Linked DNA regions of Mus musculus: all the other regions are linked to region 1. Evidence: chromatin loops called from intact Hi-C (ENCODE). Cell type or tissue: heart. All regions are shown on one strand. Links, peaks and the distances in the headings refer to the core of each region. The heading gives the core; the rest is flanking DNA.

The links. Peaks named below come from ENCODE experiments on the same cell type or tissue, not always from the same donor. Only the 100,000 strongest peaks of a DNase experiment are listed, where the experiment ranks them.
Region 2: a loop joins it to region 1, with 2.0 times the contacts of the local background. A loop is called at or near these places in 1 of 42 quality-filtered maps.
Region 3: a loop joins it to region 1, with 2.9 times the contacts of the local background. A loop is called at or near these places in 1 of 42 quality-filtered maps.

What each region holds. Positions count from the first base shown.
Region 1 is chr11:100,616,474-100,626,467 of GRCm38, reverse strand. It overlaps Nkiras2 (NFKB inhibitor interacting Ras-like protein 2), which reads right to left and starts at 3,513. Exons shown (of 4, transcript NM_028024.2): 1 at 3,460-3,513; 2 at 2,169-2,276; 3 at 1,284-1,525; 4 at 1-474. The coding sequence starts at 2,262. The coding sequence ends at 235. Dnajc7 (DnaJ heat shock protein family (Hsp40) member C7) reads left to right here and starts at 6,841. Exons shown (of 14, transcript NM_019795.5): 1 at 6,841-6,940. The coding sequence starts at 6,864. It also overlaps a transcript of Zfp385c not described here. In heart, for the core only: CTCF peaks have their summits at 3,653 and 6,703; DNase peaks (open chromatin) are centred at 2,437 and 3,537; H3K4me3 peaks cover 2,639 bases; H3K27ac peaks cover 1,746 bases.
Region 2 is chr11:100,521,667-100,531,660 of GRCm38, reverse strand. Acly (ATP citrate lyase) reads left to right here and starts at 3,661. Exons shown (of 28, transcript NM_134037.3): 1 at 3,661-3,866; 2 at 8,040-8,221; 3 at 9,557-9,679. The coding sequence starts at 8,063. In heart, for the core only: a CTCF peak has its summit at 4,396; DNase peaks (open chromatin) are centred at 3,660 and 6,400; H3K4me3 peaks cover 3,664 bases; H3K27ac peaks cover 2,755 bases.
Region 3 is chr11:100,932,983-100,942,976 of GRCm38, reverse strand. It overlaps Stat3 (signal transducer and activator of transcription 3), which reads left to right and starts at 3,437. Exons shown (of 24, transcript NM_213659.3): 1 at 3,437-3,721. Gm46295 (a long non-coding RNA gene) reads right to left here and starts at 4,639. Exons shown (of 2, transcript XR_001780333.2): 1 at 4,491-4,639; 2 at 2,735-3,904. In heart, for the core only: CTCF peaks have their summits at 3,153 and 5,246 (motif pointing right); DNase peaks (open chromatin) are centred at 3,436 and 4,666; H3K4me3 peaks cover 2,224 bases; H3K27ac peaks cover 2,078 bases.

The DNA.
Region 1 (9,994 bases), core at 1,718-6,717:
GCTGGGGGAGGGGTGGGAACTATTATGGAAGGTCAAGGGAGGGCCAACAATCAAGTTCACTTGCACTTCTTGGAGTTAAGAGAGGACAAAGGTGGCACTGGCCTGGGCCAGCCCAGCTTCCTGTCCTAGAGGGTCACTCCCCTACCGACTGGGAAGAACAGCTTGCTTATGCACCCTGTGCTCGCCACCCATCCCGGAATGGGCTTGGAATGGTGAAGCAAGAAGGGCAGCTATTCAGCCATCCAAGGAGCCGCTGCCCTTGTTCTTGCGGCTGAGGGGGAAGGCAGACTTGCTCTGCGGCTGGGTCATCTTGCTGGCCAGGTAGATGAAAGGCTCTAGGAGGGAGCGTCGGTCAGCCACCGACACCTCCCATAGCTTCACCTTCTCGGACTTGGCCCAGTGCTGGGCCACGTCAGGGTCTACGCGACGCTGCTCCTGCAGGTCACACTTGTTGCCAAGGACCACGATGGTGACCTGGAGAGGACAGATGAGAACAGGGACTGTCGGCATGCAGTGGCTCAGGACCAGGTGTAGCCATCAGCTGTTTCTGGCCAACAGCTGGGGAGGATGCAGTTCCCAGAGGACTTCTGGAGGACTAGCAAGAACACAGAGCCCCAGAGAAGGAAAACTAGACCGCGCTTCATGTGCTAGGAGGGAACCTAGTAAACCAAGAAGAAGACTCAGCGATTGAGCTCTCCTATCATGTGGCCCACTACCTCTTGTGTGGGTTGAAGACCCTCTCCAATGATCTTCCCGGCCTTCTAGCTCCTAAACTACCTCTTGGCAAATGCGCACAACTGGGAATCATGCCAGCACCCTGTCTCAGTCAGGGTTTCTATTCCTGCACAAAACATCATGACCAAGAAGCAAGTTGGGGAGGAAAGGGTTGATTCAGCTTGCATTTTCCACATTGCTGTTCATCATCAAAGGAAGTCAGGACTGAAACTCAAGCAGGGCAGGAAGCAGGAGCTGATGCAGAGGCCATGGAGGGATGTTCTTTACTGGCTTGCTTCTCAGCTTGCTTTCTTATAGAACCCAAGACTACTAGCCCAGGGATGGCACCACCCACAAGGGGCCCTCCACTCTTGATCACTAATTGAGAAAATGCCCCACAGCAGGATCTTATGGAGGCATTTCCTCACCTTAAGTGCCTTTCTCTGTGCTAACTCCAGCTGTGTCAAGTTGACACACAAAACCAGCCAGTATACACCCGAAAGCATACCGAGGACCCACGCTCATGCTCTCCTACCACTGGGCTCCCAGCAGAAGTCTAGGACATGTACCTCCTTCTTGTCCTTGGACTTGTCGATCTCCTTCTTGAGCAGCTCGACGCGCTGGAACGACTCTCGGCTGTCTGTGCTGTAGACCAGGACGTAGCCATCGGTGCAGGAGAAGCAGTGCTTGGGCAGCTCGGCCCCATCCCGGAGACCCCGTGTATCATAGAAACGCACCTGCTCCCGCACCCCTCGGTCTGTCTCGATGGAGCCTACATAGATGTCCTCCTGGGTCTCGATCATCTCAGAACCTGGGTTAAAATGAGTCAAGAGAGATGGGAGATGGGAGCAAGGTAGATAGCCTAACAAGCCGACCAGACACAGGGCATAAGGAATATGGGGGCTCGGGAGAGACCAGACTTGAGAGTGAGACCGAGTGTCATGTCTTTATCACACCAAGCAAAAGGGCAACACAGAACTGGGTGTGGAGACACACACCTTGAATTGAAGCTCTTGGAGGAGGGGAGGCAGGGGCAGAGACAGGTTGATCTGTGAGAGTTCCTGGCCAACCTGGGCCGTACAGTGAGGCCCTCTCAAAGACGATAACAACAAGGCGGGCAGTAATAGAAGCAGACACCCTACATCCACCTCTGGCCAAGTGCTGTGGGGTGGGAATGGGCTTCTTCCTATCTTGGCTTTGGGTTTCTTCCTTCTAGATTTGTACAATGTCATAGAACTTGGGTGGTACAATGTTTTATTTTCCCCCTCCATTGTGGGGTTCAAACCCAAGGACTAGTACATGTTAGACCAGGGCTCTGACAGTCAGCCCTGCCTCCAGCCCTAATTGGGAGGGTGTGAAAGCAGCTGGTGTCCTTTTTAGCTTTTGGATTCAGGATGTGACCAGATCCTTCACTCAAGGTCTTCTGCCAGTCTCCCGGGCCCAGCAACACTCACCCACGACATGGTTCCCGTACAGAAGCTGCTCAAGGATTGAAGTTTTGCCCACAGATGCCTGGCCGCACACGACCACCTTGCAGCTCTTCCCCATGCTTAGCTTTCAACCTAAAAGGACAGAAGCCGTGTGGTGAGGGAAGACAGAATCCAAACAGCAGGCCAGGGAGCATCAGGGAGTTAGCACCACCCTGATGTTTACCGAACTACTGAGCAGTGAGCTGTAATTAACCTCCTTATCCCATGAGTGGCCAGGATTTGGCACACAGCCAGGGTGGGGTTAATGGCACCACAAAGGGAGGGGCTTAGAGAGTGGGGTGACAAAAACAGCTGGCCGGGTTTGTTCCTGTGCACAAGATAGGGCACCAAATACTGAAGGAAGTTCCACAAATACTCCTGTTCTTTTTGTTTGATTTTGGGGGGAGGGGGTTGTTTTGAGACAGGGTCTCATGTACCCCAAGCTGGCTCCCAGCTGATGAAATAGTTGAGGCATATGCACACCAGGCTGTTTTCTCCTTTTAACCATGACTTCCGTGAAGAAAGAAGCAGGGATTTTAGATTCTTCTTGACATCTTTTCCTCAGGGAGAGTGTGCAAATATGGAGAAAAACTTTCTTTCTTTCTTTCGGGGGGGGGGGGGCGGGGTTTCTCTGTATAGCCCTGGCTGTCCTGGAACTCACTTTGTAGACCAGGCTGGCCTCGAACTCAGAAATCTGACTGTCTCTGCCTCCTAAGTACTGGGATTAAAGGCGTGCAACCACCACTGCCCGGCATAACTTGCTTTCTTGAATGACTAATTTGGATGGCAATAAATTCCATTTAACCATTCCCAGTTGAATCCACCGGTAAAATAAAGATCTGACAAGAAACAGAATAAAGAGAAAAGTGCTTCCGAAAGATGGCTTTTACATCCCTTGAACTGACAGGCACAGAGAAAGCTCAGATTTATAAACTCTCTTGAGACTGCAGAGAGAGGTCCTTCTAAAGGGAAACTTCCTGACACAGGCACCCGGGGAGCGCCAGTAATCGCCCCTTCCTCCTCCCCCCAGAAAGCAGAGATCCAGAGGTAAGCCTCAAAGGGGTCCCAAGCAGAAACCTCTCCAGGAGAGTTTCCTGTCGCTCATCTCCACCCCGTGGTGTGAGCCTTTTAGTAAGCGACACTCGAGAGGCTGCCAGAGGCCGCCGCCACAGAGTACCCCTGAAGGGCACCCCTCAGAATCTCAGAGGCAATCACAGGACAACCAAAGTGAATCCGAGACAGAGGCCGCGCTGAGCCCTGCCTCCCAGCTCCATACCTCCCGGGTCCCCGCAGCACTCCCGCTGAGGTGCCCCCCGGAGTGGGCCGGACCATGGGAGGGGCAGCTCGACCGTAAAGACGGCCCTCTTCCTCTGGGTGGAAGGACTGACCCAGAGGTCCCGCCCCGCAACGGCCAGCCTTCAAGACAACTTCCGGCGGCGTAAAGTGAGCGCGGATCGCACAGCGCCCCCAGAGGCCGGCGGGGAAATACCCACCAGAACTTGTGTCTGGTTATTAAGCCGATGTTCCAGGCTCTGACACTAAAATGTTCTCTCTCTAAAAGACAGTGACCAGTGACGTTTCGTTCTATCATCTATGCGACAAGTTTTCTTTTTCTTTTCTTGGCTATGCTATGCTATGAATGGAACCCAGGATCGTGCACATACTAGGCAAATGCTCTTTGAGCCTCAATTTTTTTCTTTTGATTTTCAAGACAGGGTTCCTCTGTGTAGCTTTGGCTGGCCTTGAAATCACTCTGTAGACCATGATGGCTTTGAACTCACAGAGATCCACCTGCCTCTGCCTCCCGAGCGCTGAGATTAAAGGCACATGCCACCACGCTCAACTAACCATGCAATTTTTTTGAACTTAGAATGGAGGCTCACATTTGAATCCCAGCACTTGGGAGGGTGAAGTAGGGAGATTTTCTGAAGACAACATAGTCTATACAGAGACCCTGTCTCAAAAACAAACAGACAAAGAAACCAAACACCCCAGCACCTACTTTGTCTTGTTTGTGCCTTAAGTAGGGCCATATACAAAGGAAAAGCTACAAGTTAGAATGATTGAACCATAAATTCATTGTCTAGAATAATTAGCCAGCCAAAGTAACAATTAAAACCAACCATGATGAATGCTGTTATTGAAGTGGGGTGCTATGGGCATGGCAGAGGGGCATTTAACTTAGAGGTGACAGGTACCAAAGAGGAGGGAGGAAAGGGGGGTGTCTGTGTTCATGTTTGAAGGGCCGAATAGCACAGAGATTTCTGAAGCAGAGGAAATACAAGAACCATGACATTTCTTGTATCAGTCTGGGTTCTCTAGAGTCACACAACTTATGGAATGTCTCTATAAATTAAGGTGATTTACTGTAATTACTTACAGTCTGTATTCTAACTAACCCAATAGTGGGCAGCTGTGAATGAGAAGTTCAAGAATCTAGTAGTTCTCTCAGTCCCACGAGGCTCGTTGTTTCAGCTGGTCTTCTGCCTAAGCTGGAATCCTGAAGTAGTAGGTTCCAACAGATGTGCTGGCAAGTAAGTGCAAGCAAGCAAAGAAGAGTGAATCGCTCTTCTTCCAACGTCCTTATGAAGGCCTCTAGCAGAAGGTGTGTCCCAGATTAAAGGTGTGTGCCACCAGGTCTGGATCTGGAACTTGCTTTGTTGCAGGCTGACCTTACACTGAGATCTGCTTGCCTCCATCTCCTGGGATTAAATGCATGTAACTACCTTACCTGGGTTTAAGCTTTTCCTGGTCACTATTCCTCAAGATCTCCATGTCAAGATCCAGGTTAGAAACCTGTGTTCCAACCTCAAGATCTGGATCACAGGTGTGCCCTGCATTTCTGGATTGTAGTTCATTCCAGATTCGGTCAGGTTGACAAGCAGGGCTAGCTATTACACAGAGGAAATACAACAAGGTTCATGACAGTTTTGGAGCCAGGAATCCCTAGGGGCTCAGTATTGATTGCAGAGACTAGCCAAATAATGAAGATGTGTGGGAGGCCAGGGACCAAACACCACAATAGCACGCCATTGGTAAGTTTATTACAGGGAAATGACACACTCCATCCACTTTTGCAAGAAAGGTCATTCTCTCGGAAGAGCCAAGGCTTGGCAAAGATGAAACTGAGGATCAGTTAGGAGACTATTTGCAGTCTCTAAGTTTATTGTTTAAGAGTTTGGGATGAAAAGACTTGGGGGATGTGTGGTGTGGGGACAAAAAGCATTGATGACAAGGTTTCAAGCTAAGGGCAGTGGGTCTGTGTGATTTACCCCAGGTTTCATGTTGAACAGATGAACAGAAGAAATCTAACATAAGAAATTCAGGAAGGAAGAAAAAAATTGTTTCCCCCCCCCCCGTTGTTGAAAAATGGGTGAAAAATTAAATTCGTTAATTAAGGCAGTGGTTCTCAACCTGTGTGGGTCATGACTTTTTTTGGCAAACCTCTATCTCCAAAAATATTTACATTACAATTCATAAGAGTAGAAAATTTATAGCTACAAAGTAGCAACAAAAAATAATTTTACGGCTGGGGATCACCATGACAGGAGGAACCATATTAAAGGGTCACAGCATTTCAATTCACTGAGGTCCAGCTATCATTCTCTATCCAGTGGCCCAGGTAGTTTCCACTCCGTCAGTAATGATAAGGACCTACAAATAAGGTTAGGGACTTTGACACACACTTTCCTTAAGGGAAATTTAAATTCCATTGTCTTATTTTCGTTCCTTTTGGCTTTAAATTACAATTTCAAGGTCGTCTCCTCCCCACATTTAACCTCAGAGGGCCTCAATTTAATCCAACACTGTTGTGTGTGGTAGTGGTACTACAAAGATAATTATGCTGTCTTCCCAATCCAGACAACATCTGGCCAGACAAGCGTGCTGGGTAGAGTTTATGAGAAGTAGGAGTACAGGGGACACTGAGGAAAAGGGACCTCACCCCATGAGCTGCCTTATAAACTCCGGGGCAGGGGCTGGCGCGCCATGTCATCCTTTCTAGGCTTAACGCTGAGATGGCACTCCCAAGCGGCTGACATGAAAGCAGCCTCATAAAAGGGTCCGCGTCATTGGGGTGATGAACCAGTTGGTGCTTAGAGATCCGTGGAGGATGAAAGGAGCAGGGTGAAGACGCCCTGCGTTCCCCTCGCTTGGTTGGGCAGGGCTTCCAGGAACTGATGAAGCTGGGGATTGGGCTCAAAGTAGCTCTTCATGCCTTTCCAGGGAGGAAGCTGTGGACACACTGCAAAGTCAGGAAGGTAGTCTTGGGGGGGGCTTTTCTTCCTCAAGTGTCTTGGGGACCCCGTCTCCACCCACCAGGGACTCCCAAGCGTTACCGGAGGCTCTCTAGGATTGCTAGTTGTTATGGCAACCGGGCTGTAGGGATACTGAGGCAAGCTTAGGCCCAGAGAGGCAACCTCCTTCTGTACCCTCCTCCTATTCACGGGTAAAGTGGCGCCCCCTACGCACAGGAACCGTCCCTGGGCCCCCGCCCCAGCGCGGAGACCACCGTGGACCTCCAGGGATGGAAGGCCGCTCTGGCCCCAAGCGGAGCCTCTCGTTGGTAGACGGGCTCGAGGGAGTCCCTCTGGGCGCGGCGCCGCCGAGCGGCTCGATGCTCCGACCGGAAGTGCTCTACACCGTCTGCCTCCCACCCGGCTCTCTGGTCCCGGCGGTAAGATGGCGGCTACCGCGGAGTGCGATGTGGTAATGGCGGCGACCGAGCCTGAACTGCTGGAGGACGAAGACGCCAAGAGGTAACCAACCGGGTGGTAGAGTCATGGAGGAGACGAGCTTGCAGCTCGTGGCTTGGGGCAGGTGGACCCGCCAGCGAGGCAGCCCCCAGATGCAGAGACGATGGCTCTCCTGCAGACACCCCCCGCCCCCATCTGAGCTGGAGTCGACCGAGATCCCTCTGAAGGGGTACACTTAGGGGGTCTGCTGTCCCCTTCTGCTTCCGCCTAGCAGGGAGCTTGAGGCATGGTCTTGTTCTGCCGCGGGGAGGAAGGTGGACTTCATCGTGGAGGCCGGGTTCCCGGGCGGGGGCGGGGGGAAGGGTAGGAACCCCAGAGGTCGGCTGCAGAGTGGGGGAGGCGTCGCGGCGACAATGACGACTTCCTTAACAGAGCCCCGACCTCCGCCCGCTCTGGTTAACTTGTGTGCATTGTTGCCCGTCCTGACTGGTCGTCTCCGAAGCCCGCATTCTCCTCCTCACTTCCCTTTCCTCACTAATGACCCTTAGTGGTCTCTAGTGTGAGGCTGAGAGAATTGGATGCTCACTGTATGGACCTGGTCGCCCCCCACTCCCCGATAGCCGTAGAAGTTAAGAATGGATAGACAGAAGGGCGAATGAGGAGCTTGTCTCTTGCAGTACGGGGGCAGACGCTTCTTCGCCATTCCTCCCAAGAGCATTCTTAAGCTCAAGGAGAACAGCTGTTTAAATGCAGTTGGCACTGCTGGGCAGCTGCAGTGGCTCGGGATTGCTAGTCTGGCCTAGCCTAGGGAGGTGCTGAGTGAGTGGTTTTTCTCGAACACTTGGTGAATTCCGACACCAGCTTAAGAACGGGTTTTCAAAGCGGGGTGGGGTGGGGTGGGGTGGGGGGGTTAGAGTACGCTTGGGAGCGGGCGGGACTTGTTCTGATACCAAAGGTGAACTGATTCTTTTATCAGTAGCATGATTAATTTGATCCTTTTCTTAGGATGGACTACAGTCCCCTTACTCTCCTTCCCTTGTGGTTCATGTTCATACCAAGCCTGTAGGGAATGTCTTCAGGCTGAATAATTTGAACAGAGTCAGTTCAGGAGGTCTAGAAATCAGGATTCTGAGGGGTTTACTGTCCAAGTTAGACTTATAAGCGGTACTCGGAGAGATACGGGGAATATTGTAGTCATCAGGTGTATGGTAGTACCTGACTTGAAAGCTGAGATGCTAGACAAAGTGTAGTTGATCAAGAGCTATCAAGTTTAGCCTTGCCTCCTCCTCCTCCTGTTTGAGTTTCCATGTCATTACAGTGTCTGGAGTTAAGCATCATCCGCTCCTATATAACTTAAGGTATTGCCAAATGAGAACGGAAGCCCCTCGCTAACACAAACAGAGCTTACATTTTATTTTACTTATATTTGGAAAGAATTTAGTGCTTCTTACTGCTATAAATAGGGACTTTGGCTATATGTCATTTGAGGAATCTATCCTACTCAAGTGTAAATCTCCTGTAGAGAGTGTCACTGATTCGGACTTGAAACAGGTCTCTATGTAGACCAGCCAGTCTTGAACTCATAGAGAACCGTTCATCTGCCTCTGCCTCCCAAGTGCTGGACTAAAGGTGTGCACCGGTTACACTAGGCTAACTTCTGTGTCCCCTCTCTAAAGCAACTCCTCCTTAAAAGACCAGATTAGCTTTAGAGGGTATTTTGTCATAAATGGTCATAAATGTTTATGGACAGATATATTAAACAAAGGCTGAGTATGGTAGCACACATCTGTAATCCTTGCACTTGGGAGTCAAAGGCAGAAAGAGCTGGAATTCATCAGTCTGGGTTTTATAAAAAGAAGCTAGACGTGGTGCTCACCATAATCCAGCACTTGGAGGCAGCGGCAATCGGACAAGGTCAAGGGCAGCCAGATATCCACAGTTTTAGGCTAGGCAGGGGTGTGTGTGTATGTGTGTGTGTGTGTGTGTGTGTGTGTGTGTGTGTGTGTGTGAGAGAGAGAGCGAGAACATAAAACAGGAAAACAAATAGTGTTACAATGCAGCCACATCATGTAAAGCATGGTATTTGGTTAACTGATTTTTTTTTTTTTTTGTGGAATTTAATGTTATTGATTATAAAATAGTTATTGGGACTGGAGAGGTGGCTCAGTGGTTAAGAGCATTGACAACTTTTCCAGAGGACCTGGGTTCAATTTCCAGCACCCACATGGCAGCTCACAACTGTTTGTAACTCTAGTTCCAGAGGGTCTGGCTCTCATAGACATACATGCAAGCAAAACATCAAGGCACAAACAAACAAACAAACAAACAAGCAGTTATCTACTACCAAGTCAGTATAACTGTAAATAAAAGTGAAAATTGCATTCTTTTTTTTTGGGGGGGGGGGGTTCGAGACAGGGTTTCTCTGTGTAGCCCTGGCTGTCCTGGCACTCACTTTGTAGACCAGGCTGGCCTTGAATTTAGAAATCTGCCTGCCTCTGCCTCCGCTACCACGCCCGGCTGAAAAATGCATTCTTGCTGGGCGGTGGTGGCACACGCCTTTAATCCCATTTAGCACTTAGGAGGCAGAGGTCAGCAGATTTCTGAGTTCAAGGCCAGCCTGGTCTACAAAGTGAGTGCCAGGACAGCCAGGGCTACACAGAGAAATCCTGTCTCGGGACAAAAAAAAAAAAGAAAGAAAGAAAGAAAGAAAGAAAGAAAGAAAGAAAGAAAGAAAGAAAGAAAGAAAGAAAGAAAGAAAGAAAGAAAAATGCATTCTTAACAGACGTGTAATATATATTATGGAGTTTATATTTTAGACGTACTAAAGCTAATTATTTAGTTTTATATGTTCATTATAGACCAGTTCTGTATATAATATAGGAAGAAAATAACTTAAATCACTTAGACCTCTACTGTGTCAGACCTCCTTAGGAGAGTGAGCATTAAGATCTATTGGTATGGAAAACGTGTCATTTTCCATTGTTGAAGACAGAGTAGGGAAGCTGTAGCAGGTGATGGGGAAGGACGTAGCAGGTGATGGGGAAGGACGTCCCCCGAAGCGCCCCTTTGTTGTCTGGCATTGTTAGAACCCTTTGGCTAAGTCTCTGGTTATATCCT
Region 2 (9,994 bases), core at 1,967-6,966, 95 kb after region 1:
CACCCCAACTCCTTCTTCCTGTCCCCCTTAGTATCAACCATTGGAATGCTCTGCCAAAAAGAAAATTAAAACAAAACAAAGCATCTCATCGTGGAAGCTGTAGTGTGTCACAGTGTGTCACATAGTCTACCCATCGTGGAAGCTGTAGTGTGTCACATAGTCTACCCATTGTGGAAGCTGTAGTGTGTCACAGTGTGTCACATAGTCTAACCATCGTGGAAACTGTAGTGTGTCACATAGTCTGCCCATCATGGAAACTGTAGTGTGTCACAGTGTGTCACATAGTCTGCCCATCATGGAAGCTGTAGTGTGTCACAGTGTGTCACATAGTCCCTTTCACCCATACTTCTTTACCTGAACATGTTCATTGCAATGAGTCATTGATCTGGTTTGAGGCCTTTGGCTTCTTCTACACGATCAATACTGGAGTTTCATTGGAAAGTCCTTTTAGAGATCCTGTTGTTGACCTATAGAGATACTGTAGCTTTGGGGGTGTGCCAAATCAAAGCCCTGGATGTGGACCTGGGTGGTAGCTGAGTTGGTCAGCTCACCAGCCCTCCTGCACCACACCACCAGGGCGAGCTTCAGGCAATTTCCAATTTTTATTGATTTTGCCAAATTGACATTAAAAAAAAGTTTATAGTTGTTTCTTACCTGGATACTTGTTTAGGCGTGTTCTTATTTATTTATTTATTTGATTTTCTTCTTTTTTTCTTTTTTGTTTATTTGTTTGTTTGTTTGTTTTTCAAGATAGGATTTCTTTGTGTAGCCTTTGCTGTCCTGGAACTCACTCTGTAGACCAAACTGGCCTTGAACTTAGAGATCTTGCTGCCTTTGCCTTCCAAGTGCTGGAATTAAAGGCATACTCCACCACCACACAGGCTGAGTGTCCTTTTTTCTTTTTTCTTTTTTTAAAATTATGTTTATTAGTGTTTTGCCTGCATGTTCATCTGTGCCATGTGTGTGCCTGGTGCTTGCAGAGGCCAGAAGAGAGCATCATATCTCCTAGAATTAGAGTTATGGAAGGTTTGAGCTGCCATGTGGGGTGGTGGGACTTGAACCTCAGTCCTGGAAGAGCAGCATCAAGAGCTCTTAACTGCTGCGCCATCTCTCTAACTCCAATGTTTTGTTTTGCTTGGAGAAAATCTTACTGTATAGCTAAGGCTTCCCTCAAACTCCTGATCATCCTTCCTGAGGCTCCTGAATGCTGAGAGTATTGGGTTCCCTTCCCATAGCCGTTCTCCCTCTGTGAGTGGGGACCCTTTAGGGGGGCTTTGAATGACTCTTTCACAGGAGTTGCATATCAGATATCTTGCACATAAGGTATTTAAATTATGATTCATAACAGTAGCAAAATTACAGCTATGAAGTAGCAACAAAATAATTTATGGTTGGGGTCAGTACAACATGAAGAACTGTATTAAAGGGTCGAGTGTTAGGAAGGTTGAGAACACTGCCTTACCACATTCTGCTGGAAATTCCCTTTTTTTTTTTCTTCCTTTCTTCTTCTTCTTTTTTTTTTTTTTTTCCTGTGTATAGCCCAGGCTATCTTGGCACCTGTTTTGTAGACCAGGCTGGCCTCGAACACACAGAGATACACCTGCCTCCCAAGTGGTGGGACTAAAGGTGTGTGCCACCATGCTGGACTAAAGGTTATTCTTTCTAAACAAAGGAATAGTTGTGTTGTAGACCAGGCTGTGTGAAACTCATAGAGATCTACCCGCCTATTAAAAAAAAAAAAAAGCTATTATTGTGTATATGTAGGGGGACACAGGTACTACAGTTTATGTGTGTGGAGTTCAGAGGGCAATTTTGTGGAGCCATTTTTCTTTAATTGCCGTTATGTGGTTTTGGCAATGGAACTCGCATCATCTTTTCATAGCAAGTCATTTACCTGCTTAGTCATTTTTCTAGGACACCCCACAGGTAATTCACATTAACTACAGTCTTTTGGTTAGCTGGTGAAGACTAGCTAGTCCCAAGGGTCCACGACTTATTCCAGCGTTTGGGAAGCTGAGACAGGAGGAGGATAGACATTCAAGGTTGTTCTCTATTTAAACAACAAGTTTAAGAACAACCTGGGCTACATGTTACTCTGTCTCAAACAGAAAACAAACAGACTTTAATAAAAACTCTGAATTGCTGTCCTCCAGGGCCTGAATTTGAGCAACTTCAGAGACGATATTTATTTACTTGGGGAGAAGTGATCACTCACAGAGATTTGGGTAGGTTCTAGGCCTCTCCCTCAACTGCAGGAGCAAGGGGCACTCTAAACTGTTATTTCTAAAGAATGAGTATTAGGGAAGGGACCAAGAAAAAAAAAAAAAAAAGACGTCATCAAGGAGCACACGCTAGCCAGGAGTGGTGGCACGCCTTTAATCAGGAGGCAGAGGCAGGCGGATTTCTGAGTTCGAGGCCAGCCTGGTCTACAAAATGAGTTCCAGGACAGCCAGGGCTACACAGAGAAACCCTGTCTCGTAAAAAACAAAACAACAACAACAAAAAAAAAACCCAAACAAACAAAAAAAGGAGCACACGCTGGTCAAGAATGGGTGTTACAAGTTCAGCCATCCAAAGACTGGCCGAAAAGGGCCTGGGAGTGGGGGGCCTTGGGAAAGTGTTTGCCCAGGAGAGTGTTGCAACATTGTTGCAGGGAGCTTTTGACCCAGGGTTTTTTGCCAGGGGCACAGCCATGCAGATTCTCTGCACCCTGGGCTGACGCATCACCTGAGCTGATTAAAGGATGATTCTGGCCTCCTTCCTAGAGCTGGAAAATTGTTAGTTTCTGGGTCCATCTGGGAAGACATACTGGGACTAGGGGACAAGCAAGAGAGGCTTCCACTCCAGGGAAGCAGTGAATTCCTGATTTCCAGGACCTTATGATTTATCTATTCTGCCCCAGAAGTTCTCGGGTACCTGTTAGACTGGGCGCTCCAGTTTTGGGTTTGGAAAATATGTTCTATCTTTCGCAAGTAACAGAAAAGAGGAGGTTGTTCATTGCTTTCGGTGTCTTAGTTTGAGGTTGGGGGAGGGAGCAAGAGGTTGGGCAGGGATGGCCCCAGTCCTAAGTTTTAATCTCAGATAAATGATCAGCTCCGCCCAGATCCGCGCTCAGGTGAGCCTGTAAGAGGACTCGCGTTGGGACTGGCGTCCTTCTGGCCTCACTAGTTTACCCCTTCCTCCAATCTATGTCCTAGGTCGGACAGTCTGATTGTGTAGCGTGGTCGTGTAGACTGGCTCTGGTAAATTCCCTGGGGAGGGTTCCAGGAGCGGAGAGGCGACACGTGTGAAAGGAAAGCAGACGTAGCTTTTCAAAAGCAGGTCTAACGCACTGGGTTTGGTGTGGCGGCTTACAAGAGCCTGGGATAAGAACGTCAGTTGCTCTCCTGGGAGGGAGGAAGAGGACGCCAGGTCCAGGGAGAAGTGCTATAGCCTTTTGGGCCAACAACCCCCTCCCTCAGCTACCCAACCCGGCGGCTGGCCGGCCCAGCCCCTGAAACGATCAGGCCACAGCCCCCAGCCTCGTAGGTTCTCCTCCTAGAGCCGCCCGGCCCATCTCCCCATCCTAGGCCCCGCCCACGGCCCCGCCCACGTCCGGGACTACAAGTCCCATCAGCCCCAGGTCAGGCCTGAGGGCGGGGCCACCACAGCAGCGAATGGGGAGGAGCCTAGAGCTCAGGCTAGGGAACGCGTGTGCCCAATCGCCGGGCTGCTTAGCCTGTGAGCTGATGGGGGGCGGGGAGGAGCCCACTTGGGCCGGAACAAAAGCCGGATCCCCGGCTGCTGCAGGCGGCTGGAGCGATCCGAAGAGTTGGGGTGAGCTGGTGCTTACGGACAGAGAGCCACACTCAGGCTTTCTCGAAGAGGTGAGTACGGCAGTCGTAGGCGCGGGTGCGACCCCCCAGTACCCACTAAGCTTCCTGCTTCCCTCCCCCAACCCGGAACCACCTCCGGGCTCCCTGGCTGGGCGCTCCCGCGCGCTCCCTGCACCTGCTCGGAAGTTTTGTGCGGGTCTAAGCTTTATAGTAGTCTTCTCCCCAGCCGCGGGCCGCATGTCTACACCCTCCCAATCCTATTCTAGTTCCTGGGAGTTTGCACATTGCTTGCCACCGACCTTACTTCTCCCTCCTCCGGATTGCCTTTGCGCGTCCTGCTTCTTCTCAGCTCCACCCAGGGCCAGCTCTCGAGTCTAGTCGGGCTTTTTTTGGGACACTTTTTTGGGCCCCATTCGGGTTCCCCACCGGATGCCGGGGCGGGTAGTAGAGATGGCGGTGGCTACTCTCTCCACGCCGGCCGCTCGCAAGCCGGACTCAAGCAGGCCTGTCCTGTTAGTTCTGTGGTGAATCCCTTAAGCTCTATGTCGAAGTGTAGGGAGCGGGCCCTGGCCACGCGGGGTCGTGCTGCTTCAGAGTGCCTGAGGCCTTGCTGCGAGGACTTGGCTCCGGAGCGACGGCGCTGGATGGGCTCTCCCTGCTAAGGAGCTCCCTACTGGTGTAGCCCCCAAACAACAGATGGTCGGAGTGCTCAGGAGTCTGGATGAGACAAGCACCTAGGGTGTGTGTATGTGCGCGGGCGCGCGTGTGTGCAAAGGATGCTACCTACCTCTACCTCCTGTCAGGCCTGGCAGAGGTCTGGTCCCCAAAGCTTGCTGCTTTCTTCAGTCTTGAAATTCTGCTATGAGGGATCCCTCCTGACATAATTTTGGAAAGGACAGCATAAGGCACTTTAGTCTGCCAGCCAACCCTGTCTGTCCCCGCTTTAACTTTGCTCAGCATGTCGGGTTTCTTTACTATCGAGAGATAACTGTCCTGGAAAGATCATTTCCACCTCTTAGAAAGCTGCTTAAACGCTCCCCTCTGCGGGGGGGGGGGGCAGTAAAAGGAGGCCTTGAAGACAGAGTAGCTGCTGTTTTTAATCTCTATTTAGACACTGTCTGCTGTAGCAGGGAATACTCGGAAGAGTTCTGTCCGTTCCTTTGCTATAGGGGATTGCTTGCTTGTCATCCCCTCCCCCTCCCCAGCCCTTAAAGTGAGAGTGTTTTGTCGACCCTCCTCAGTGGGTCCCAGAGGAGTCTTCTTTAAAAGCAGGCTTCATTCATTCACCCTTCCCTCTGGGCTGCTCCTGGGGCCTCAGTGAGTGAATTCAGTCCTCAGGCAGTCACTGTAGAAAATAGCCCATTCAATTCAAAAGATCCCTTTCTTGGAGAGAGATAGAGACAGACAAAGACAGAGAGAATGTGAGTGTGTGTGTCCATATATCTAAGTGTATAGGTGCGTGTGCGTGTTGGAACCTTGGGCATGGTTCCCACTAAGAGTTTGCAGGTTATTGTTAACAGGTAACAGTTTGTTGGGGGAGTGGGCGCTCAGCTCTGCTGTGAAACCATCCATCACGAATTTGACAGCGTGATCAGCCGCTGAGAAAGGCTTTGGGGTGTGTGTGTGTGGGAGGGGGGTGTCCTCCAATCCCAGATTCTGATGTACTTTTGTCACATTGTTCCTAATAACGGAAGTTTTCACATGTTTGAGTAAGCGCATACTTACTTCCCTCACGGTTTTCAGGCTTTTTAGATTCTGAAAGAACCTCACCGATCCATTGCTGTTGAGAGCAGGGAATTGATGAGTGAAGTTTTGATTGATCTCTCCTGGGGCCTCCCAGGATGTATGAGCTGCCCTGCTGAGAGACCAGGCCCTTCCACCAGTTAGTCTAAGAGTCCTTTGTCTCAGCCTTTCCAGCCAAGCCGCAGTGCTCTGGTGGCACATCTTGTTTTGGTAAACTGGCAAACCGTTCCTGTATCATCTCCCTATTTTTTTTTTTTTCCTCCTGACCAGAGACACCCCTTCACCCACCTCATGGTGATCTGAGACTTAAGAAAATTGTGATTTCCTTCAGTTGCCTAAGGTTGTGTTGTCTCCTTCATCCTTCCCTTAGCTGGGTCTTGGGTCTGTTTTGGGAGGTACTAAATTCTGGGGACTGTGGTCAGTCTTCTGTCAACTGGTTTATGCGTAGGCATAGGCTTGGCCCAGGGGCTTCCTTTCTTCTGAAGTGTGTGATTTTGTTTTTGAAGGTGTATGAGTGGCTGGAAGTGGTCAGTGCCGCCCCCTCCTCTTTCTGATTAAGGTGCCCTGGGCTGCATTCTGTTTGGGAGGTGGGTAGGGGTGGGTGTGCCCATTCGATTTCAGGACCAGTTTTTCTGGTCTGAGTCAAGAAGGTTGGGAAATGGAACTGGAGTGGGTGGGGGTGGAGGACTCTGGGGCAGTGGGGCTGGTTGGGGCGTCTCCTTCAGAAACAAATTAAGGAGTTCCAAGCCATCCCAGGAGAAGCCCCTTTCCAGCTACCTACTTTGAACCCGGCCCCAAGCTGAGTATGCCCATTGTGGTGCCTTAGAGATAGGGGAGGCAGCCCAGCCAGGGCTAGCATCTGAAGTCTCTCCAGCGTGGCCGATTGGCAGAGGAGTTGAGTGTGACCCTGTGACTCTTGCCTTCCCTGGGCTAGGAGAGAATACTAACCTTCCTGGGCGTGTCAGCCCCTAACTTCCCCTCCTTACACGGACTTGACTTTTTTCTCTTGAGCAAATGCAACAGCTTCCATTCCGGCCCTTTCGAAGACACAGGGGCAGCTTGTCTTGGTCCAGGCAGGCACTTGGCAGGACTGCGTTTCCTTTTTCCATCTCTTCTCAGTGCTCTACACAAGCTGCTCTGGGGCGGAGTGGGTGTGTCTGGCAAGGTAGTGGGCAGGAAGGACGAGAGAATTCTCCTTATAGACTCTTTCTGAGTCGAAGGGGGCCCAGTCAGTCTTGGGAGAAATGGTCTTTCTCTTAGGCTGCAGTAGCTGTTTCCTAGAGACTCGGTTGTAAGAGTGTTAGGACCAGAGTCCTAACTGGTGAGTCTGCCTTCTTAGGCAAGTTCACGCCCTCCCTCTGAATTTTGAGAAGTGGGATTATGCCTCTTAGTGGACTTGATGCGTTCCCATGAGGTAAGTTATTTCTTGCAGTGCTGGGGAGCAAACCCCAGGGCCTTATGCGTGTTGGGCAAGCACTCTGCCAATGAGCTATGCTTGCAGCTCCGAAGATAGCTTCTGCCTTCTCCCCAGTCCTGGCTCAGTTTAGGAATGACTAGTACAGGGGGGTCCCCAGAGAGACCTCTGTTTTGCTTAGAGGGTTTTGCTCCAAGCTGACAGCTCGGATGACTCAGTGGGGTGGATGGGATGATCTGTAGGTCATAGTTTCCTGCCCTGGGACTGCTATGTACTTGGAGGTGGGAGTCTAGTGTCCTAGTTGAAAGGAGCTTTGAGGTAACTCTTTCCTTCCTCTTACCCCACCAGGGCCTGTACTCTATTAGGGGACAGGGGATATATGTGAGTCAGGCTGGGAGGGGGATGAAACCTAGGAAGAAAGCAAGGCCAGCAGTGTTCTTCACAGGTCATAGGACATAAAGAATAGTTCAGTGTGTCCGGGCCCATCTCATAGAACAGTATTCACATTTGGATCTGACTCTTGGACTTCTTTCCTAGCTTCCCCTTTGATCTGCCTTTTACTCTGGACTGAAGGTGGTTGTGGCCAGCTAGTTTGCCCAGAGGGAGTAGAGACAAGGTTAAGGTCAATCCAAGAGTTCCAGAAGAACTTTGCAGGTTTTTGTTGTTGTTGTTGCTTGTTCTCCTTTCTTCTCTCCTTCCCTCCCTCTTTCTCTTTCTTTCTCCTTTTGAGACAGGATCTCATATGGCCCAGGCTGGCCTTGACCTTGTGATCCTACCCCCTCTCCCTCCCAGGTGAGGGGAATTATGGGAAGACACTACTGTATCTGGTGCTACGTTCATAATTTTTACAATTTTCTCACCTCTAGATCTAGATCTGTCAACGACGCTGCTTTGGGGACACCTCCCATCCCCTCCTGCCAGGGTGGCCCTTTTTCTTTCTCTTGAGAAAAGCCAAGATCTAGTTTTATTGTTTGGGGGGGAGTTGGGAGTAGATCCAGCCTGTTGGGGAAGATAGTGCTTTGACCTTCCTGCCCAGACTGACCATGCAGGTCCTCTTCCCCTTGTAGGTAAACCAGGTCTCTCTGCAGCCATGTCAGCCAAGGCAATTTCAGAGCAGACCGGCAAAGAACTCCTGTACAAGTACATCTGCACCACCTCGGCCATCCAGAACCGGTTCAAGTACGCCCGGGTGACTCCCGACACAGACTGGGCCCATCTGCTGCAGGACCACCCGTGGCTGCTCAGCCAGGTAAGCTCTGCCTGCACCCTGAGCCCTTCTGTCCAGCTCAGGCTCTGAGGAGGGGAAAGCATTTGCTTTGTTGGAGGTGTCTCAAGGAGCGCCGTGATTGCAGACTTGCTTCTGTGTCTGCTGCAGCTGGCCAAGCAGGGTCTTGCGTTTGCTCTGGGCCCTTCATCTGGAACCAGACAGGCTGGTATCCAAATCACACCTCTCCATTTATGAACCATGTGGCCTGAGGCAAACCATTTCACGTCTCTTGATCTTAGGTCCCCATCTGTCAAATAGGGATAACACTTTATGAGCTATAAGGATTAGCAGGAACATCCAGGAAGCATTTAGTGTGCTGTCCAGCAGTTGGTAAAGGCTCAGTTAAAAAAAAAAATCACTTATATTTGGCCTGGTGGCGCCTTTAATCGCAACACAGGAGGCAGAGGCAGGAGGATCTCTGAGTTGAAGGTCAACCTGGTCTACAAAGTGAGTTCTATGACAGTCAGGAATATTACACAGAGAAACCCTTTCTTGAAAAAACAAAACAAAAACAAACAAGGCTTCTACTTCCCTTCCCCAAAGTGGGACATCTCAGGACATCTAAGAAGTGGGACCTTGAGTCTAGAGAGATGGCTCAGTGGTTAAGATCAGGTATTCTTCTTGTAGAGACATGGGTGTGACTCCAGCTTCTACTTGGCAGCACACAGCCATCTGTAACTCCGTTTCCAGGTGATCTGATGTCCTCTCCCGCATACATGTAGGCAAAGCACGCCTACACATAAGAATGAATAAAGAAGTGGGACCTTGTACTTTGTGAAAATGGCTGATGGCTAAGCATGGGGGAGACCAGCGTAGAGGAGACACGCTTAAGATCCCTTTATACCATCTTTGGGGTGGCTTTGGGAAGCCCTTGACTTCTGTGGCAGGCCCAGACAAGGCTTTATGATGTTTTGGTTTTTTCCTTTCCGAGGCGGCTGGGATGGTAGTAAATTTCCTGGTACTGGAGCTAGGGACTGATTTGCCTGGCCTGTTGTGGTTAGGGTTTAAACAGGGATGGGGTTGATCAGATTGTCTACAGAAGTCCTAAGTCTTAGGCCACAAGGACTGGCCCATGTTTTAAACATGGTTGGACGACGCAGTTAATTCCTCACAGAAGAAGAGATTGCTTATTCAGCAGATGTCTCGGCAGTGTCTACCCTGCCAGGCTCATCCTGGCTGGGGTAGTCAAGGAAGGCTTCTGGGCAGGAAAGTGGCCCTTCTGGATACATGTGAGCTGGATCTGGAAGCAGGGCGATCAAAGCCATACAACTTCACTCCCCACATTCCCGTTTCCTTCCTCAACCCCTTTCATTGCAGAGCTTGGTTGTCAAGCCAGACCAGTTAATCAAACGTCGAGGAAAGCTTGGCCTCGTCGGGGTCAATCTCTCTCTGGATGGAGTCAAATCCTGGCTAAAACCTCGCCTGGGACATGAAGCCACTGTGAGTCTTGGTGTAGTGATGGGGGAGGTCGGGATGGTAAGAAACAACATGGTGACCTCTAGATCAACCAACCGATGGCTCATAACCTAACCCAGTCACATAGTAGCAGAGAAAAAAGATGGCATGTGGATTGCCCTGGCTGCAGCCCAGTCTTGCTGGTCATTCCCAGCGCCTTCCTCAGAAGATCAATCCACTGATACAGATAAGATGCCCTTATAGAACAATTAAGGAGCTAGAAGCTGTGACTACCAACATGGAGCTAGGGCTTGTACTTATGCTGAGAACTGCTTGCTCTCCGGGTAACATGCTACCAAG
Region 3 (9,994 bases), core at 2,354-7,353, 320 kb before region 1:
ATATGAAGTGTAAAAAATGAATTAAAAAGAAAAGAAAAAAGAAAAACCCTATTTCTCTCTCTCTCTCTCTCTCTCTCTCTCTCTCTCTCTCTCTCTCTCTCTCTCTCTCTCTGTGTATGTGTTTCTAACATGTCTGTATGCCATAGCATGTGTGGGAAGGTCAGAGGAAAACTTGGAGTTGTCAGTTTGCTCCTTCAATCATGTGGGACCCTGGCCATTGAGTTCAGGTTGTCAGGCAATTGCTTTTACCTGTTGGGCCAATTAGAAAGCTCACCCTGTCCTTGGAAGTGGTCCTTTACTAAACCTAGAACTGGCTCTGCCCACTGACCTAGGAGCACACTGGGCTTTGAGGAGATCTGGGATCAGGTCTTTAGGCTTGCATGGCAGGTAGGCTATCAAATGAGCTGTCTCCCTGGCCCCCAACTGAGTTTATGAGCTTGAGCCACAAAACAAGTCTTTCAACTTTAGTGTTCTACCAGTGGATTCTATGGCCTCTCCTATTTGCTAAATGATCGGTGTGTGTGTGTGTGTGTGTGTGTGTGGTGGGGGGTAAGAAGAGAAAATGTGAAGGGCAAGGTGACCTTTACCTGCAGCCCGAACTTTGGCAGCGGGAGTCAGGAATGTGGTTGTAGGCTAGCCTGGGTATCATAGAGAAACCTTGACTAAACCAAACTTTGACAAAAGAATAATGGTTATATGTGCTTTGTCAGCAAGGAATCATTAAACAAATACTAAATTATGTTATCAGAGAGCTAGTAGACTAAAGGGGCCATCAAGTTCAAAGAGAATTAGGAGATATGGGGAATATCTGGGAATATCCTGCTGTGAAGATGAATGCTGTGCTCCGTGTGTGTGTGTGTGTGTGTGTGTGTGTGTTCATGTATGCTTGTGTTCTTCTTCCCCACCCCTCCCTAGGTGTATATATAACAGTTTTCACGCTGGAGTGGATCACCCAGGTAATGGGAGACTTAAGTTCAACATTAATGACCCTACATTTGCTTCTTGCTTTGCAACTAGGTATGGAGCTGCGGAAGTAGCTCAGTGATGAAGCATGCGCAGAGTGATCAAAGCTCCGGACTCTATTCTAAACCTTACACACTCATAAAGATGGATCTGAAGTGGTACTCGAGGTCTCGATCTCCAGGCTTTGGACAGGTTTCAGGCATCTCGGAAACCATAAGTAGACATGAGTAAAAGCCTGGGCCGTCTCTCTCCTGGGGCCTAGAATTCATAGTCTCTGTCAGTCTCACAGACTATCTGTGACCCAGGAGAGGTTGAGAGTCATTGATTCTTCTCGCCAGAAATTAATAACGATATCTATCTTTAGGGAAATAGACTGATGGAGGAAGAAGGTGAAGATTTTTATTAAAAAAATTTCAACCTAGCTGGGCAGTGGTGGCACACGTCTTTAATCCCAGCACTTGGGCAGCAAGAGGCAGGTGTGTATCTCTAAGAGTTTGAAGCCAGACTGGTCTTCAAACTGAGTTTCAGGTCAGCCAAAGCTACACAGAGAAACCCTGTCTCGAGAAACAAACAGACATGGCTGGAGAGATGGCTCCGTAGTTAAGAGCACTGCTCTTCCAGAGGTCCTAAGTTCAGTTCCCAGTTACCATATTGTGGCTCACAACCATCTGTAGTGGGCATCTGACGCCCTCTTCTGGTGTGTCTGAAGTATATAGCTACAGTGTACTCATATAAATAAACAAATCTTTAAAAACAGAAAAATCTGCAGCCTTCCACAGGTGTGGGAGGAATGTTTTCAATCTCAGCTCACTCAGGAGATAGAGGCTGGAAAAAAATCTCTGAGATCCTAAGATCCTGTCTCAAGAAAACAGGATACTAGTAAGAAAACAAAAACCTGAAGTTTCCTGAACTGTGTATATTAGCTGTGTTTTAAAATATACCATTGGGGGATTATCTTTGTGGAGAGGTAACAGCCCCTTGTAGATTTTAGATTTTTATCTTTATCTCTCTTTGTGCTAATCACCAGCAATACAAACACCAATAGGTGTACTTGTAAGTCCCTACCATCACATATACATACAAATCACTGCAGTACGCAGAGTTCATTCTCTATGACAGAAAGCCAAGCATATACACGTACCATGAACTGCTGATTCCAACTCAGTAAAATCTGTACTCCCAACATACAAGACGTGAAATAGGTCAGATAATTTCAAGAGCGTCAAGACCCCCCCCAAAAGACTAAATGGATGTTACTCCTAACTCCTGCCACTCTAGTTAAGCAGTAGTGGGAAAGTGTGGAAGAACTGGTTTGTCTCAATTGGACATTTAAGTTTAATGGTGAAAGACTAGTTAATGTTAACAATGAATCCTAAAATCATCAGAATATTTTATGGGCTTTCTCTCTGTGTGTGTTAGCTTCAGTTCTTAAAATTAAGTGCCTAATTAAAAGTGATTTAATTTTGTCTGCACGTTTTTCTGCACAAGGTGTGTGTCTTTGCTGCGGGCAGAGGCCTGAGGAGGGCTTCAGATCCCCCCCCCCCCCCCAGACCCCAGAGTGGAGTTACAAATGGCTAAGAGCCATCTTGTGGGATGCTGGAACTTGAACTTGAATTTTTACCAGGATCAGCCTGGCAGTCCCCTTAACTTAGGCATCCCTCTAGCTCCTAAAATAAGTACCTTTTAATGGAAACAAGTTGGTCAAAACTATCTTTCAGAATTTCAAGACCCAGTATAACAGTTTAAAAAAAAAAGAACTCAGACACACGTGGAAATGGCAAGTACTGTGTATTCGTGTCAGCTGTCATGCATAGGCTCTCTGCATTTCTGTGAGCTGACCAATCAGCCTTGCTGTTGAGATTCAGGTTTGAAATGGTGGAACAGAGAACCGGGTTATAGCCACTATTCTCCCCCACGCAATCTAGTAATTACTCTATTTCCACGTCATATTTCCGGGTGTATGCCCATAATCACGCAGAACTGAAGTTCAGAGCAGCCAGGAGTTGCCCATGTTCTTTTTTGATGTCTCCACAAACCCAAATGCTTAAGTGGGGTGACACCTGGGGACCGCCTAAGTGGCTGATTCCCACGTGGTAAGGAGCTCACAAACTCGCCCCCACGTGGTGCCAAGGGCCGGGAAAAGGGAGAGCGGGCAGAAGCGAGCCGTATCAGGGCATTTAAAGTGTCTTGACGTCACGCACTGCCAGGAACTCAGCTGAGTTTTCAGCAGGACATTCCGCTAATGTCTCCTCCCTCCCCCCGGGCTTTTTTGTAAGCTAGGCCTCTGCGCGTCCCTTGGTCGCGGAGGGAGGAGCACAAAGCTCTCAGAACAGCCAACTCAGGGAGGTGTGCCCAGAGCTCTCGACCCCGCCTTCTCTCCTAGAGGCGTTTTTCATTGGTTAGTGGGCGGGGCTTAGGAAGTACAGCGCTCGCCCGGAGGCCTCAGGGTGGCCTAGCCAGCTGGCCATTCCTTAATTATGCATGGAGGCGTGTCTTGGCCAGTGGCGGCTGGGTGGGGATTGGCTGGAGGGGCTGTAATTCAGCGGTTTCCGGAGCTGCAGTGTAGACAGGGAGGGGGAACCTGGGGTTCCGACGTCGCGGCGGAGGGAACGAGCCCTAACCGGATCGCTGAGGTACAACCCCGCTCGGTGTCGCCTGACCGCGTCGGCTAGGAGAGGCCAGGCGGCCCTCGGGAGCCCAGCAGCTCGCGCCTGGAGTCAGCGCAGGCCGGCCAGTCGGGCCTCAGCCCCGGAGACAGGTGAAGGGGGTGCAGGGTGGGGCCACCTCCCCGACGGCACGGGGGACGGCATGGGGGACCCCACGGTTCGTCAGCTGTGGGGGTGCTTAGAGCTGTGAATGGACACTTACATGGGGCAGGAGGATAGGAGGAGACACACAGGGTCGTCCCGGCGGCACTGACGTCCGGATGACAGGAACCAGCCTGGGAAAGGAAGGGACGCTGTAAGTTTCGAGGGGGAGATGCGGAGAGAGAGTGGGGAGTTCTGGGGGGTGTAGGACCGTGGGGGGGAGGACATTCTAGGCTGAGGGTAACAGAACTGACAGAAGCGGCCCTCCTGTGACTGCTCCCGGAGGCTAGGGACGTTCGGGCCACCAGAGCCACTGCCACTCAGGTGGAGATCATTGGGGTGGAGGCGTTAGAAGGAGCCTCCTTCCTGCCCCTGTGCTGGGCCTGGCCGTTCCTTGCCTAGCCACTTTCTTTGCCTTGCTCCCGTTCCTTCTGTAGTCAGCTGTACCCACTTAGGAGGTGGGAACTGTTGTGTCTCTCCTCCTGCCTCTCCGCCCCTCCCCCTCCCCCTCCCCCCCCCCCCCCAGCCTCTGGGACTGGCTAGATTTTTTTCTTAAGAATCAGATTTCCTATAGAAAATTGACAAACTTGTATCCTTTCTAAATTCTCTCCCATCTCTTTCTGTGTTAAGCTATGATTTCCCCCACCTTGTTAAGAACACTTTTTTTTTTCCCAATTCAAAATAAATCCCTGGCCAAACCAGCTCTAAAGAGCAACAAACCTCTTTCCTCTTTGACATTGTTCTCTCATAAACACCTGGTAAACTCGACGAGACGATAAATAATTGAGCCATTGCATTTACTGGATCGTGGTGTTGCTTAATTGCACAGGCCAGGGTGAGCCAATCAAGAGTGGGAGTTTTCTGTCTCATAGCCAAGCTCTTGTGTAAAAGCAGAAGCTAGGGAAACAAAGACAGGCTGGCCTTGGCTGAGTTCTGTGTGTAAACTTTACCTGTTGGGGGGTGTGTGGCTATAAATTGGTAAGTTGGCAAAATCCAGACTGTTGCTCAAGTCACTTTTTTCATACCTGGTCCACATCCCTCGGTTGTATCAATTGATGTGTGTATGGGTACTGTCAGTGCTTATTCAGTTTCCTTATTCAGAGTGTGTGTAGTTTATACCTGCTGTTTACTACAGTGCTTATTTGTGTATGCATTGTGAATGTTGGGCTGTCAGTGTAGGTGCAGCATGGACGTGAATATATTAAAGCAATAAATCACTTCTATCTTCTTTTTAATGTGGAATTAGACTGTTAGGATTTGAGCCAGCCATTTTTTCTCTTTTTATATTAAATAATGTCTATGTTCCTTGAGGAAACATGTTTGTTTCATTATTGCATGTGCCGGACCAGAACACTAAGCGGGATCTTTTAATTTTTTTTTAGTTTTAGACTTTATTTATCTTTGTTCTATGTGTATGAGTGTTTTGCCTGCATGCACGTCTGTGCCAGTGTGTGCCCAGTGCCCTAGGTGGCCAGAAGAGGACATCAGAGCTTCTGGAACTAGTGACAGATGGTTGTGATCCACCACCTGGGTCCTGGGAATCAAACCTAGGGCTTTTGGGGAGAACCACTGGGAAGAGAATCTGGAATAATAATAATGAAAATGTTGGAGTGTTTGTTCTTAGTGTTAGCACACTCCCCACAAAGAACCATTAGCAGATTCATGAATCTTTTATTTTCATCTGTAGTTCATCGGGACAAATAACCACTTAGAGATAATCCTCAGTTATGAGGCTCTCGATAGGGGCTGAGAGATAGCTAGGTGGCTCACTGAATGCTAACCTCATTTTGTAGATAAGGAAATTGAGGCCAATAGGCCTAGACACTTGCCTTAAGGCATCGTGAGTTACAATGGTTTAACGTCTGCCTTTTACATATTTCTTGGTCCATGCTTAAGTATTCAGTTTCAATTTAGAGTGAGTATGTTCCCTGTTGAGAAGTATCAGAGAAAATCTGAATAATGAAACATTGGCAGCTGAAAGCCAAAGTAACTGTTCTGTGTCTCACCCTCTCTCCTCCCTCTCCCCCCTCTCTCCTTTCCCCTCCCCCTTCCCCCTCTCTCCCTCTCCTGTTAGCATAATTTACTGTCAAACTTCAGCTATTTTTTTAATGGAGATGTTTAGGCAAATTTTAGCTAAAGGGCGGCTGTGACCTCAATGACATTTCAGCCGGAGAGCCTTGTGGTCAGTGGTCGTTTCTGTCTGTAGAAAGTTCCTTTTTCTTTTGTCTTGACATCCAAATGTGAGAAGGGCGCGGAGGTAGTGAGCACCTTCCTTGATGCCCAAGCCCAGAAGCCTTTTAGCTGATGTTTTCTAAGAGATGGTGATGGTGTACAGCTCAGAGAATACTTAACCTCTCTGACATTGTGAAAAGTGCTAGGGAGAGTGACATCTTGTGTGTAGATTTGCAGGCTGTTGGAGCAACTTGATAAATGCTTTATTGTCTAATACAACACGTTGATGTCATTAAGGAGAGCAAGGCATTATTACTTACACCTGTGCCTTCTGTCCCTCCCTGCTCTCTTCTTTCCCTCAGTTTCCCTCCCTTTTACTCTCCTTTTCTCCCTTTCTGGGGACGAAACCTAGGTTGCTAACAAGCACTCTACCACGGAACACATTTTATGTCATTCGGATTTTAAAGTTCTAGCCAAATAAAAAAACCAAAAAACTCATCTAAAGAGTGCTTGAAGGATAGCCCTAAATCTTGAAGGACTCCTGGTGCTGTGGACCGGCCTCAGTGAGATGGTGGAGGATGGCATTGGCTTGCTGTCTTTGATGGTGAAAAGAATGTTTGGCTTGCTCTGGTGCAGATAGTTGGGATTACCAGATTGTATTTGGTGGCAAATTCTTGGAAATAATTTGTTTAAAGGAGTAACATTTGGAAGAATGAATTTCTACTATGGTTCTCATTTTTTTATGTTATGTTTGCTATAACTTTATTCAGCTAACATACACACACACATACACACACACACACACACACACACACACGCATGCACACATGCTAGACGGATGAATGGTGCTGGCGGCACATGCCCTTAATTCCAGCACTTGGAAGGCAGCAGCAGTGGATCTCTAAGAATTAAGGGCCAGCTGGTCTACAAATTGAGTTCCAGGCCAGCTAAGACCCTGGCTTAAGATGAACAGGAACAAAACACTAAGCAGAAGCTGGCCATGGATGTTTCATGTCTGCAGTTTTAGCATGTGGCTAGCCAAGAACTGAGGCCAAAAAAAAAAAAAAAAAAAAAAAAAAGTGAGTTTGAAGCTAGCCTGGGTTACCTAGTGAATTCCAAGTCTGCTTTGAGTAGCTAATAAGACCCTGTCTCAAAAAAGGCTAGGCAGGTCTGCTGGTATATGCTTGCAATTCAAGGATTTGGGAGACACTGGCTGGAGGCCCACTACCAATTTAAGGCCAGGTATTCTGCGTAGCTAGCTGGAGACTACCTAGCAAAGCCCCGGTTCAAGAAAAAGTATTTTCACAGAGACAGGAGGATTGCTGCAAATTTGATCAAGGGAAGCCTGGGGTTCATGGTTTCAGGCCAGCTGGGGCTATGTAGAGAACCCCGTGTTAAAGAACCAAACCAGAACAAAACCACAGCAGCAGAGAGTAGAAGCTGGGCAGGAGCCAAGGAGAATGAGTATTCAAAACCCCACCCAAGTTCTCATGGAACTGTAGGCCTAGTGGGGACCAGAGTGCACACTGTTGCAGTATTCACCTAAGGCAGAGGAGTGAGTGGCTCAAGTCTGAGGCTACGGAGGCAGAGAGACCTGGGATCCGATCCTGGATTCACTGCTTCTTGGTCAGAAGCTAAGCCTCAGTCCTGCCTGTCCCACCACGGCCACCCCCCAGCTCCCCTCCTGTCCCACCACGGCCACCCCCCAGCTCCCCTCTGGTTTTTTTTTTTTTTTTTGAGACAGAGTTTCTCTGTGTAGCCCTGGCTGTCCTGGAACACTCTCTGTAGACCAGGCTGGCCTCCAACTCACAGAGATCTGCCTGACTCTGCCTCCCAAGTGCTGAGACCAAAGGTGTGCACCACCACTGCCTGGCTGAGCCTCAGTTTTCTTACCTAACTTTAAAAAAAAAAAAAAAAAAGACAGACAAAAGGGTGGGGGGAAGGTCGGTCTGTTGGCATGTTGGCACATGCCTACAACTTGAGGTATACAGGGAGACCCTCTCTCATGCAAGTGAAATGTTTAGAGCATGCAGCTCCACAGCAAGAGCCCTGTATATCTTAAGTTCTTAGGAAAAGGTCCAAGGATAGAGAGGCTCATTCTATACAGGGGTGAGAGGTTACAGGAGGGCTAGTTTCCGGGAACACCAGAGCACTTACAGGAGGGTTAGGAATTCTTGCAGAGCTTGTACAGTTCTTTCAAGGTGGTGGGGGCGTGGATGTGCTGAGCTTAAAACAGCATAGTGGGTTTAGGGGCTAAAAGTGGAAGCTCTTAATTGAGGAGAAGGAAACAGGAAGGCCACAGAGCCACATCTTTTATGCCTTCTCTTCTGATCATGTCACTAGAACTGTGTTTTAAAAAGATTGAATTCTTTTCATGATAGTAATATATGCTGTGTTAAAAAGCTTTACCTGTTTTCCTGTTAATAGTTCAGTGTGTGTTTTCCCAGACACTCTTTAACTTACCAGTTCATTTTGGATCTATTTTATTGAAAATCATTTTAACAGCTCAACAAAATAATATGGAAGGCAAATCTACCCCCATAAGAAAGTGATGTTTAGACCTTGGCTTTCCATCTTGCCAGCTCTATCTGTGGTAATAAATGACTTTACTCACCACTGAACAATTGACCTGACCTTTGACCTTTTAAATGCGTCAGTCAAGAAACTCACATTCTGAGCTCTCCTAAGGTAACTATTGCTTGGGTGATGTGCTTGAGGGTTTTGTGGTACATGGACAGACGCAATGGCATTCTAAAGCAGCGCTATGAGGCCAGACACCTTGGGTTTGAATTTTCAGATACAACACCTCTTTGTCCTTAAGGCTGGTTGCTTTAACATCTCTGAGTTTCAATTTCTTTGTCCACAAACTGCCTGCTGGGTCCACTCACAGGGTAGCTGTGAAGACCGAGTGAGATCATTTGTTACATCATAAGAAATTTTGCGTGGTGCCTAGCACGTAGCTAACATTCAAATGATATCAATTAACACTGAAATCTTCAATCTTTCTCTCTGGTTACCAAGTTGGGCAAGTTATGATTCATGGCACCATTAGTGACCTGAAGGAAAGAAAGAGTAATTAGGAGATTTTGACCTACAGGGGAAGCTAAGTGACTAGGGACTGGGGATTTACATGGTGACAGAGGAGATATATCTTTGACATAGAGATATAGACATGGCAAACTGTACATTCCTGTTACATAGAGGCTCTCATGATAAGCCTCTTTGCAGCTTCAAAGACCTATGATCCACTCCATGTATTTTAATAGTCAACACATTGAAAGTTATCACTACTCAGTAATAGTCCCTTGGAGTTTTTCATGCTCTTAAGAAGTATAGACAGCTACAGGCTAGGAACATGGCTGAGTTGGTAGAGTGCTTCTCTAGTGTGTATGAAGCCATGGCTTCCATCCCTAGGACTAGATAAACCCAGATTTAGTGGCACACTCCTCTAAAACCCCTTGTTGGGTGGAGATAAGAAGATCAGAAGTTTGAGGTCACCATGGACTACACTGGGAGTATGAGGCCAGTCTGGGCTATGTGAGACACTGTCTTGAGACATGGGTGGTGGTGGTGGGTGTTGCTGGTGGCATGGCTCAGTGGGTAAAGGTGCTTGCCTTCAGGCCTGACCACTTGAGTTTGATTTCTTTCTTTCTTTCTTTTTTTTTTTTTGAGACAGGGTTTCTCTGTATAGCCCTGGCTGTCCTGGAAGTCACTTTGTAGACCAGGCTGGCCTCGAACTCAGAAATCCACCTGCCTCTGCCTCCCGAGTGCTGGGATTAAAGGCATACGCCACCACACCGGGCTACGAGTTTGGTTTCTGGAACCTGTGTGATGGAAGGTGAGAATTGTTTTCCACAAGTTGTCCTCTGATGTCCACACCTGCAGCATGGTTTATGTGTGCATACATATGCACAACTAGAGTAATAGACTAATGTAAAATGATTTTATTTATTTATTTTAAAGAATATATATATATGTGTATGTATGTATATATATGTGTGTGTGTATATATGTGTGTGTGTGTATGTGAGTGTGTGTGTGTGTGTGTACAC